Regions from separate parts of the Mus musculus genome. Here regions 1, 3 and 4 are each linked to region 2. A link is a loop called in an ENCODE intact Hi-C map of the cell type or tissue named here. Cell type or tissue: left cerebral cortex. All regions are shown on one strand.

The links. Hi-C counts contacts between places; a loop is a spot of excess contacts. Peaks named below come from ENCODE experiments on the same cell type or tissue, not always from the same donor. Only the 100,000 strongest peaks of a DNase experiment are listed, where the experiment ranks them.
Region 1: a loop joins it to region 2, with 2.6 times the contacts of the local background. A loop is called at or near these places in 5 of 42 quality-filtered maps.
Region 3: a loop joins it to region 2, with 3 times the contacts of the local background. A loop is called at or near these places in 2 of 42 quality-filtered maps.
Region 4: it touches region 2 in a loop (2.9-fold over the local background); 5 of 42 quality-filtered maps call a loop at or near these places.

The regions. Positions count from the first base shown.
Region 1 is chr1:157,731,763-157,734,262 of GRCm38, forward strand. No RefSeq gene overlaps it. Among named protein-coding and RNA genes, the nearest start is that of Gm51655, 14 kb to the right of the region's middle. In left cerebral cortex, no CTCF peak of the experiment used is centred here; a DNase peak (open chromatin) is centred at 1,381.
Region 2 is chr1:158,508,489-158,510,988 of GRCm38, forward strand. It overlaps Astn1 (astrotactin 1), which reads left to right. Exons shown (of 23, transcript NM_007495.4): 6 at 1,358-1,507; 7 at 2,467-2,500. All of the region lies in intron 1 of Gm37679 (a long non-coding RNA gene), which reads right to left. Among named protein-coding and RNA genes, the nearest start is that of Mir488, 4.1 kb to the left of the region's middle. In left cerebral cortex, a CTCF peak has its summit at 1,110; DNase peaks (open chromatin) are centred at 880 and 2,190; H3K27ac peaks cover 1,880 bases.
Region 3 is chr1:158,327,355-158,329,854 of GRCm38, forward strand. All of the region lies in intron 1 of Brinp2 (bone morphogenic protein/retinoic acid inducible neural-specific 2), which reads right to left. Among named protein-coding and RNA genes, the nearest start is that of Brinp2, 28 kb to the right of the region's middle. In left cerebral cortex, no CTCF peak of the experiment used is centred here; a DNase peak (open chromatin) is centred at 1,046; H3K27ac peaks cover 1,678 bases.
Region 4 is chr1:158,360,904-158,363,403 of GRCm38, forward strand. Astn1 (astrotactin 1) reads left to right here and starts at 1,401. Exons shown (of 23, transcript NM_007495.4): 1 at 1,401-1,962. The coding sequence starts at 1,680. In left cerebral cortex, no CTCF peak of the experiment used is centred here; DNase peaks (open chromatin) are centred at 1,400, 1,700, 1,816 and 2,022; H3K4me3 peaks cover 1,481 bases; H3K27ac peaks cover 1,443 bases.

The DNA of each region.
Region 1 (2,500 bases), 780 kb before region 2:
CCATTGCCATTTTTTTTCCTCCCTATGGACTTTGTGCCTTTTCATCCTTATTAACACTGACCAGAAAGGAAGTGTAATTGGAATGGAAATTTAGACCACACATTTCCCCCCTCCTTTTTAGCAGCTCTAAAATAAAATAAAAAATAAAAAAAAACGACAGTGACTTTTAGCTACAATGGGATTTTTTGATGATAGCCATGGATTTAAATGAGCCAACTTGCCCCTCCTGCTGCTACCATAGATACATTTGTCAATTATCTGAGCTTCCGAGGCCTGTGGTCACTGAGACCCCTGCCCTCCCAGCCAGTCACTTGGCTTGTGACTCTCCCCACTTGCTCCCCATGACTGATCCTGCCCCAAAGGCTCTTCATTTACCATTAGAGGCAGAGAGGGAACCGGGTTTGTGAAAAATGGTGGCCCTGGGCTGACCTGGACTGGAAAAACACAAAGCTCAAAATCAAAACACATGAGCTGCTTCCCTTCATTTGTGCTATCTTATTAGATGGTTCTCTAGCTGAGCTCCACGTTCCTTGGAGAGCTCAAGGTTGCCTCTGCCTGGACTCCTTGGGGTTTCTGCTTGTTATCGTCACACCACGTTCAGCCAGGACTGGACTAGTGTTGGCAGAGGTGGCCTTGCTGCCAGGCTGCTGTTAACCTTGTCAAGTGGGCCTCCTTCCGGCTTTTGATCTTGAGGGTGCCAGCGGAATACAGTTCTCAGATCGCTGTGTTCCTTTGTCCCACTTAACTTAAGCCCTCTGCCCAGTTGATCACAGACCCGGGACACGTTCTTTCATCGGTTGTCACCCCGAGGCTTTCTCCTGTGACCTGACTTCCAGTGACCCAGTGTAGTCTGAATTTTGATGGTGCATGCGATAGCCACTTGGGAACTGGGAGTGGCAGCTCTACTGAAAGGCATCAATTTTCTTATCTGTATAAGCACAGGACACTTCTAAATGGTATCTATGGTCCCTTTGTCCACTAATCTTTATTCTATAAATTCTACAAATATTTGTCTTGGGAAGTTCCTCTATAGTTTTATGGAACCAAAATGGCAGAAAACTAGGTAACTTGTGTATATGCTAGTGACTGAGTTCACTCCTTTTTTTTTTTTTTGACAAAGTCTTAGCCTAGGTTGTCTCAGATTTGTATTTAGCCCAGGCTGACCTTGAAGTACTTCCTCTAATTCTCAAGTTGTGAGATGACATGTGTGCACCCCCAGGCTGGACTAAGATTTCAAAACTTAGATTCCATCCTCTCTCCTCATGGGACCTTTGGAAACCCTCCACCAACATTTGCTTGAGACTGGAGTCCCTAGGAATATTTAAGCTATATTGTGTGAAGAACTGGCATGTTGTAGGTGGGAACTCTCCAAGAAGCCCAAAGCCTACCCACTTGTATTTTAAGATTTCTCTGATGTAACCCAAAGCAGCTTGTTTAGCTTCAGGAGTCCAGGGCAATGTTCTCTGAGAATTTATGGTTGCGTTTTTCATACTGTGTCCTTAGAATTACCAATCTTCATTCTTTTGTAGTTAAAAAAAAAAAGAAAGTTCAGTGGCATGCTTGAAAGGTTTTGCTAATTTTGAAATGATGTTTCCCTAAATAAGAGCACACCGGGAAAATGTCTCTCAAGGAAGAGATGTGCTGGACCAGCCCTGGATGCTCTCTGCCTGAGCCCTTGCTCTGCCTTCATCAGATCATAAACAAAAAGGCAGGACTCTCTGTTCCTGCTGCCCAGAGTAGTACCTGGAATCACCAGGGGCCGAGATAATCAATGTATCAATGTATCAATGTATGGGATAGTAAGTGAATCAATGTAATCAATGCATCAATGTATGGGATAGTAAGTGAAATCATAAAAGTGAACAGGTAGGTGTCTGGGGTACCTTGCTTAACTTCTCCATATTTTACTTCATTGACTCAGAAACTGTGGGATTTTAGTCGATGGGTGAGATAGAAGTGTCTATTTTTCTTTATAAAGGAACAGCTAGTATGAGAGAACACCCCTTAGGCTATGCTGTGAGGAGGAGTGAGGCATGAGGCCAGTGGACCTACTCGATAGTATTTGTCATTCCCAAGGATGGGGGGGGGGGTGGAGATTCTGGGTTTACCCATTTCTGGAGCCAAGAGTGACCAAGGAAACCTGACACAGTGGGGCCACTTCAAGTTTGCTTCTACATGACTCCTCCACCCTGAGCAGGTAAAATCCATCTTGCTGAAAGGACCGAGTCTTCACTTCTTTGGAACCCCTCTGCAAAGAGTTTCTTGAGACTGGAGTCAGTGGCTCTGTAGTCACGAGGACTATTTAAGAAGCTCCTGTGAACACAGTGGGCCTCGGTGTGGATGATGTCACCTTCAGGGTCTGATTGGCAACCCCACCCCCACCCCATCAGATCCTGCCCCTCTCCTTCCACTCCAAAGGTATCCAAGTCTGTTTGCTTTTTCCTTTCTCCCACTCCCGCTGAGACTGGGGACTGGATAGCATTTTAACAATCTGAGAACG
Region 2 (2,500 bases):
AAAAAATAATAAAGCCTCTTGGGAAAGTATCACGGCCTGTAGGTATGCCTTTGTAACCCCCTGTAGTACGGGTCTCAGGGCCATTCAGCTGGAAAATTCTAGGGAATGGTCCTAACCAAAGTCCATCTCTTGGTCAGTATTTAATATTTAATGAAGCTTGCTTCAAAATGGTGGAACTAGGTTTTCTCTGGTGAAGCTCAGGCTGTCAAGATACTAGTGTGAATAGTAGCTCTCTAACTTGCAAGAGCCAGAGGCTACCGGCAACCTCTGCATCTCTTCCTTCTCCCAAGTCTCTCCATAGCCCCTTGGGAAACCCTGCAAACAGATGGGTGGGTGGTACTGGGCCCCAAACTCATTTCAGTGTTTCCTGAGTTCAGCAGCTTCCAAAGCTCTAACCTTTATAGCTGTTGGGCTCTGGCCATTCTCTGCAGCGTCTCAGGACAGCTTCTTGGTGCTGCCTTGATTGTTATTCAATGATGTGAACGATCAATGTAGAACTCTGAGCACAGGTCCCTGATGCATAATGACCACTTTGTAAGTGTGAGCTGTCACAATTAAGACCATCTCTTTGAGACTTAATTTTCTCTTCTGCGATGTAGATAGTCACTGGGCAGGCTTTTAGGCATATTATGAGGAGACAAATATTTAAAATGAAACAACAGTGCAGTGTCCTCCATAATGGGACTTATATCGCCATCCATAATAAATATTAGCATAAGTAAGAAACTTCCAGGAGAACTCTACGTTTTGTTGTCTTGCTTTCTCACCCTCCCACATGCATCTTGCCTCCAGCGAAAGTTCCCTCTGCCTACCACCACTTCATCCAAAAGCAGCAGAAAATTAAGCCTTCTAGATGAGCAAACCAAGCCTTTGCTTTACCATCATTCTTTCCAGTGGTGTCTGGGCTGAGAGGAAGATTCTGGTGTGACAGCATCATTTTCTCATCCATAGAACAAGGGCAAGCTCCTCCTGGGGGAGGAGGCCCCCCAGAAGCCCAAGTTTACACTGTGGCAGCATGTCCTTAGGTTTAAACAATTTTGCATCCAAGTTTTGAACTCAGCTAGGGAGGCAGAGGGAGAAGTGCCCCCCTTGTGGCCTCTTGTAAACCTGACCCAGTCAAATTGGGGAGAGTCTGCACTCAGCTGACCACTAGGGACTGTGAGGGCCATCAGATGGCCAAGTTCCTTCCTACTTCAACTGGTCACATGGTGTCCCTAATGAGGCTTCCTTCCTAAGGTCACATAGCAGAGACATGTTTTGACCTCTGTGGGTTCTGTTTGCTGGCAGAAGGCCGAGTCATCTGGCCAGTGCCTGGATTTTTACCACTGTATCTTGTGTGCTTTTGTCTTGCTTTCAGTGGGCTCTCCCCGAAGTCCTGTGAATAAGACCACCTTGACCCTGATCAGTGTCACCAGCTGCGTGATTGGCCTCGTGTGCTCTTCTCATGTCAGCTGCCCTCTTGTTGTCAAGATCACCCTACACGTCCCTGAGCACTTGATCGCTGATGGTGAGCTCAGTCTGCCAAGGATGGAACCACTCCGTCAGTAGTTGGTGGTTTTCAAGCTGGGCAAAAGATGGAGAAACCAAGGGTCACTATGGTGGGGAGGAGGGACATGCCCGAAAATGTAAGATAGAGGTTATGGCTAGATTGTACACAGATGTTTGCAGAAATTGAGCAAATGAAAAACGTGACAGGTCATCTCCAATACTCGATGCACATCGTCTGTAAGTAATCTTCTATTTGTAGAGAAATGCAAAGCACAGTGGCTATAGATGTGTAGACATCATGGTCTTTTTACCATTTGGGGGAAGAAAAGCTAACAGGACAGTAGAGGTGTTTAAGGATCGGCCATGCTTTGATTTGTTTGGTCCAGGTGATAGACAGTTAACTGCATTCACTTGTTATAAGTCTACACCTCAAAAGTAATAATTTACCTTTATGCAAGCGGACCCAAAATGATAAGTGACTCCCATAGGTTCTGAGAGTCCCTGAATCATTCAGTCCTACAGCGTCTAATTGACTTGTTAGTATCTATTCTCTTTGTTGCTGCAAGGCTGGAAACAGGTGGGGAGTGAGTGTTCATAGTGCTATTTCATAGGAGGTGAAGACAGGTGGCGCATCCTTGTTACGTGGATCAGTGCCAATGCCTTGTGGCTAGGTCTGATGGAGCCATGCCATGGCCACCACAGAGCCACTCTGTCCCTCTCTCCCTTAGGAACACTCCTGCAATATGATATGAGGCATGGCAGTAGGCAATGATATGGCTGGAAGGGTTAACGTCCTGGCTTCACAGCAATCAATATGACTGCAGGACCTCCATCTGCCATTCCCTTGTGCTGGTACTAATGGTAGGCTAGGATTGGTGGAAGTAATGATACTGAATTAGGATGTGCCCTGCCTCTGGTGACTTGTGCCCCTGTATTGTGTGTGCCTCTGCAGCCATGCTTCTTCTCTGTCACCCGTAGGGAGCCGCTTCATCCTGCTGGAGGGGAGCCAGCT
Region 3 (2,500 bases), 180 kb before region 2:
GATTGATGCCACTTTAAAACCTATTTGAAAGAAATATGGTCTTTCATTATAAATCTTTCATTCTTTAATGTAAGGTTAAAAGCATGATCTGTATTATGGAAAATGCAAGAAGAATGACATATTTAATTTCTATAACACAGCAAGTAAATTTGATGTTTATAAATAGGTCTGATCACTGAGCACACGCAGCTTAAAATGAGAGGCTGAACTTTTTCGAAGGTTTGGTGTGTCCAGCGTATGTGTCTTGAGTGCACACAGGAGGTAAAAGCCTCTGGAATCATATGTGCACATCATCTCTTGTTTCTTCAAGACGCTAGTTTTGATAGGACCTTCTAGCACTGAGACTTGGGGATATATAAAGTCATGCTTTGTGAGTGAGAAGCCACTGGAAGCAGCAATGCTTTCCGGAGCAGGACACTGTTTTCTGGGTCCCGATCAATGAACACTCCCAGAGCCTTAGAACATGTAAAGGTGTTGAAGGAGTTCTCTTGGCTGAGGAGGGGGGACAGTGAGCTTCAGTGCATGTGTTTAAGAAGCCATACTAAGAACAATTAGCATTTATGGGCCAGACAACCATGTGAAGGGCAGAATTATTTTACTTAACTTTTATTCTAGCTCTCATGGAAGATAAAATGATTATCTATGCTCTCCACATGAGGTGCTTTGGAGCTATTGAGATGACTCAGCCATGGTTACAGACCCAGTGGGGTTTAGGTCTGAAACCTGGCAATTTGACCTTAGAGTCTATTCCTGTTAACTGTAACTTACCATCTTCTTTGTGCCTGGATCCAAGGGGGCATTCTGAGACCCCGAAGTTTGCTTCCTATTCTGTGAAACGGAGGTCCACGAGGGGAAAGGAATTAACAGAAGAGTCCACTCTGCCTATAGCTCCTCAAAGGAGGTTCCTCATGCTTTCCTTTACCAACTGCCACCAAGGGGAGAAAGGAGAGGAGTGAGCTAGAGCCTGCCAACCTTGGCAGATGGTATGTAGGCTGTTTTGGAGATGGGAAAAGGGAGATTTTTGCTGGCTGACAAAGAACAAGGGAGAGAGATGGGAGAGAACTGTGGCACAAGCAGAAAGAGCTGCACTCGAAATATATGTGGAAGAGAAAAAGAATGAGGGACAGAGACTGTTCTAGGCGACAGATGGGTAAATAGACTTGAAAAGACATTTTCTAAATGTCACATCACTTCAGTCTGGTGAGGAAAAGTGCGTGAGGAGAGACACAACCAGAAAGGAGAGGAACAGATCTTGTTCATGGAGGTTTTTTTGCAGCTTGTCTATAGAACGCCTTGATGGCTGTTTCATGGATGAATTAAGGACCCATACCCCGTTTCCGAAGGGACCCTACACTGTTCATGCCAATTTGAGGTAGCCTCGTAAAACACCCAGGGGATGGGGACACTCTGAGGAAGCTTCAGCTTCACCAAGCCCTATCCATTATTGTCAACTGAGTTCCAAGAAAGGGGATAATAAGGCATGATGGGATTTCTGTTCAGTTGGATCTTATCTGTTACAACACCTGTTGCCAAGCTCTAAGGACCATTCCAAATCTCATCCGAGAGCACAGTGGTGATGTGATTAGTGTCCTACATAGTATTCTCTTTTCTTTTCCCCTCGCAAGCCTAGCTTAAATTATTTATGCACATGACTTAATGTTAAGATGGTTTATTCATGAGTTTGCCTTAGGAGACAGGAGATAGACAACCTGCTTTTGTGAGGGTCTCTCTGGAGGGTGACAGCTGCACAATGTGTTACTCCATCAGACTCTTTCAGGACCAAACATCTCAATGTAGAGAGGCCCCTGTTTAAAATAATGATCAATGTTCCCCTGGATCCCAAGTGGAGAAGCATTTATCTTGAAGTGCCTGCTGGAGGTAAGAGATCAGAAGATTCCTTCACATCAGATAGGCAGGTCTGCGTGCAGGAGGACCGATTAGTATCTCTGATTGTGTGGAGCTGTGACTAGCCTGAAGGCATTTGCCATCCTAGAGATAATTTGCCACTGTTGACCATGCTTCTTCTCAGAGAAGAGGGTGTCAGTCATATGCATCTTTCTGTCACCTCCCAATGAAAGTGTAGGCACATGGGCTTAGCCAGAGGAAAGATTTTTCTGGAATCAATGCTAGGACACTAGTTACTGACAGAAAGTGACCTGAAGGGTCTTGTTGATAAACAGGTCTCACATTTCAGTTGACTGACTAACAGAAAACTTTTGGTTCTATCATTTAAGAAAAAAAAAATCCATTTTTTACTTCTGCTTAACTTCTTGCCTAATAATCTTCCATGATTTCTTTGGATTTGAAGTTAAGTCTAGCTATAACTATGGTTTCCTTTACAGACACAGAAACTTCAACTGCTATAGGACCCTGATATAGCTGTCTCTTGTGAGGCTATGCTGGGGCCTGGCAAACACAGAAGTGGATGCTCACAGTCAGCTATTGGATGGATCACAGGGCCCCTAATGGAGGAGCTAGAGAAAGTACCCAAGGAGCTAAA
Region 4 (2,500 bases), 150 kb before region 2:
CGTTTGTCAATAGGTCACGTCAGGTAGGTCAGAACAGCAACTGTTTCAAAGCTGGGGTCCTATTTGAGAAGGTGGTGATTTCCATGTCTGCATAGGGACTGAACCCATCTTCCTGCTGGTATTTAAACACTGAACAGCCATGTTGGAAGAGGATACTTTAGAATTAAGTCATTGCTTATCATGTTGAAGTTCAGCCAAATATCAGATCCCAGCATTCCCCAAATGTTGCTTTTCTTATATGGTCTATGGCATCCAGCACATAAGGACAACAGCAGCAGCACTAGCTGAAGCAGAACTTCTATAAACTTTGGGTGGTGGTAGTGTTGTTCCTAAGAATACTTAGTAAGTAAAGGGGCTAAGTATGCTGTTTCTTTCTTGACAGAGTTTGAATTGACCTTCAACACAACCAGCAATGTTCTTTTATTACTTCCCCATGGACTTTGGCTAATGAGAAACTTGAGTTTTCACATATACTTTCTACTCTGTTCTGTTTACTGAATTTTCTAGAATTAAATGCTTATGGTTTCTTTGAGCTAAGTCTGCTTTCCCTGTCAATCATAGCACTCCCATCATCTTTTTATTGCTTATTGTACATAGCATTTGTGACAGAGATAAAATGAGGCATAAGTTGTAAGTGAAAGTTCTACATTGCTTAACAGTATGAGTTACATCGACTTCCTTCTTTTGTTGTTCATCATTTTTTCATTGCTGTATTTATATCAATATTGCAAATATTATCTTTAATCATTCTGCAGAATCCATATTGGTTCAAAATATATACGTGTGCATTTATCTCAACACCTTAATCCAACAGACAAATCCAATCCAACTAAGAAGTTGATTTTTTTAAAGAGAATGAAGAGGAGGAGGGGGAGGAGAAGAAGAAGGAGGAATAGGAGGGGGGGAAGGACTTGGAGGAGGAGGAGGAGGAGGAGGAAGGGGAAGAAGAAGAAGAAGAAGAAGAAGAAGAAGAAGAAGAAGAAGAAGAAGAAGAAGAAGAAGAAGAAGAAGAAGAAGAAGAAGAAAAACAACAACAACAAGAACGAGAAGAAAAAGAACAAGAACAAGAAGAACAAGAAGAATAAGCCACACCCACAAACCCCCAAAACACTGGGCACTCTTTTTAAAATGTAAAATAACACCCCCAACCCCCTACACCTGCTTTTGAAGATGAGCCCTTTAAGGTGTGTGCCAGTGCATGCCTTTTCCCAAGCCATTTGGATGCTGCTGCGACAGGAGAGATTTTTGCATTACAAAGACGCAATTTTAAAAATGCAGAGCAGGTAGTTAATAACCAAGAGCCCTGGGGATGGAGAGGAGGAGAGAGGCAGGAGCATCATCAACCAGCTGGGGGCTGACCTGATTCCCTAGAATCCCCAGCTCTCTTCCTCTTTCCTCCCAACATCCTTCCTTTCCTTTTTCTCTCCCCCCCAACCCCCCTTTCCTTTCCCCAGATAAGCAGCTCCGGGAAACAAAGAGCTGGGCTCTCCAGACCTCAGCGCTGGAACCTAAGGCTCTCTGAGTAGCATCTCATTTCGGGGACCAGGGCTCTCGAGCTCCGTGTCCCCTCCCCAACTCCCCCCCCCCCCCCCCGCCTCCCTTGCTTGCTCGCTGCTCCCTCCCTGCTGGCTGCCTCCCCCACCATCGCAGCGCTGGGAGGAAGGCGGCCAGGGCTCAAGATGGCTTTAGCCGGGCTCTGCGCCCTGTTCGCCTGCTGCTGGGGGCCGGCTGCGGTGCTGGCCACAGCTGCCGGCGACGTGGATCCATCCAAGGAGCTGGAGTGCAAGCTCAAGAGCATCACTGTGTCGGCACTGCCCTTCCTGCGCGAGAACGACCTGAGCATCATGCACAGTCCCTCGGCCTCCGAACCCAAGCTTCTCTTCTCCGTGCGCAATGACTTCCCGGGAGAAATGGTCGTGGTGGACGACCTAGAGAACACGGAGCTACCCTATTTCGTGCTGGGTGAGTCCCGGGAAAGGTGGAAGAGGCCAGAGGAGGCGCTGGACAGGCGGTCCCCCACCCCCTTGGCCCGTTCCACACATCCACTTGCTGTTGCCACTTCCCCTCCCCCACACTACCTCCCTGGATCCGCCCCACTCGTGGACCTTTCTTCACACCCACTTGCAGGCCAGCACTTGGGCCTCAGTGCACCTGATGTCTCCCCAAATCCAGTCTGGAGACCTGAACCTTCCTTCTTAGTTGCCTTGCCCCAAAGGAACAGGTTGCTAGTGTCTCTGAAACCTTCCTCAGTCTTGAGCTGCGAGTTTTCACTCAGGAACACATCTGAACAGAGTCAGTTTCCATCTGAACTCTCATAGGCCTCTCTCCTTGCTTGCATGCCACATGCTTAGTAGTTCTTTGCTTCACATCCTTGGGCACCCAAACTCACCCACAGCCATCCCCAAGGCTTTAGGAACAGTTCTGTGGTCATCCTGCCAGCGTGGACATACTTCACTACTAGGACTGCTCCCCACTCCTTAGGGCTCAAATACCCTTCCTT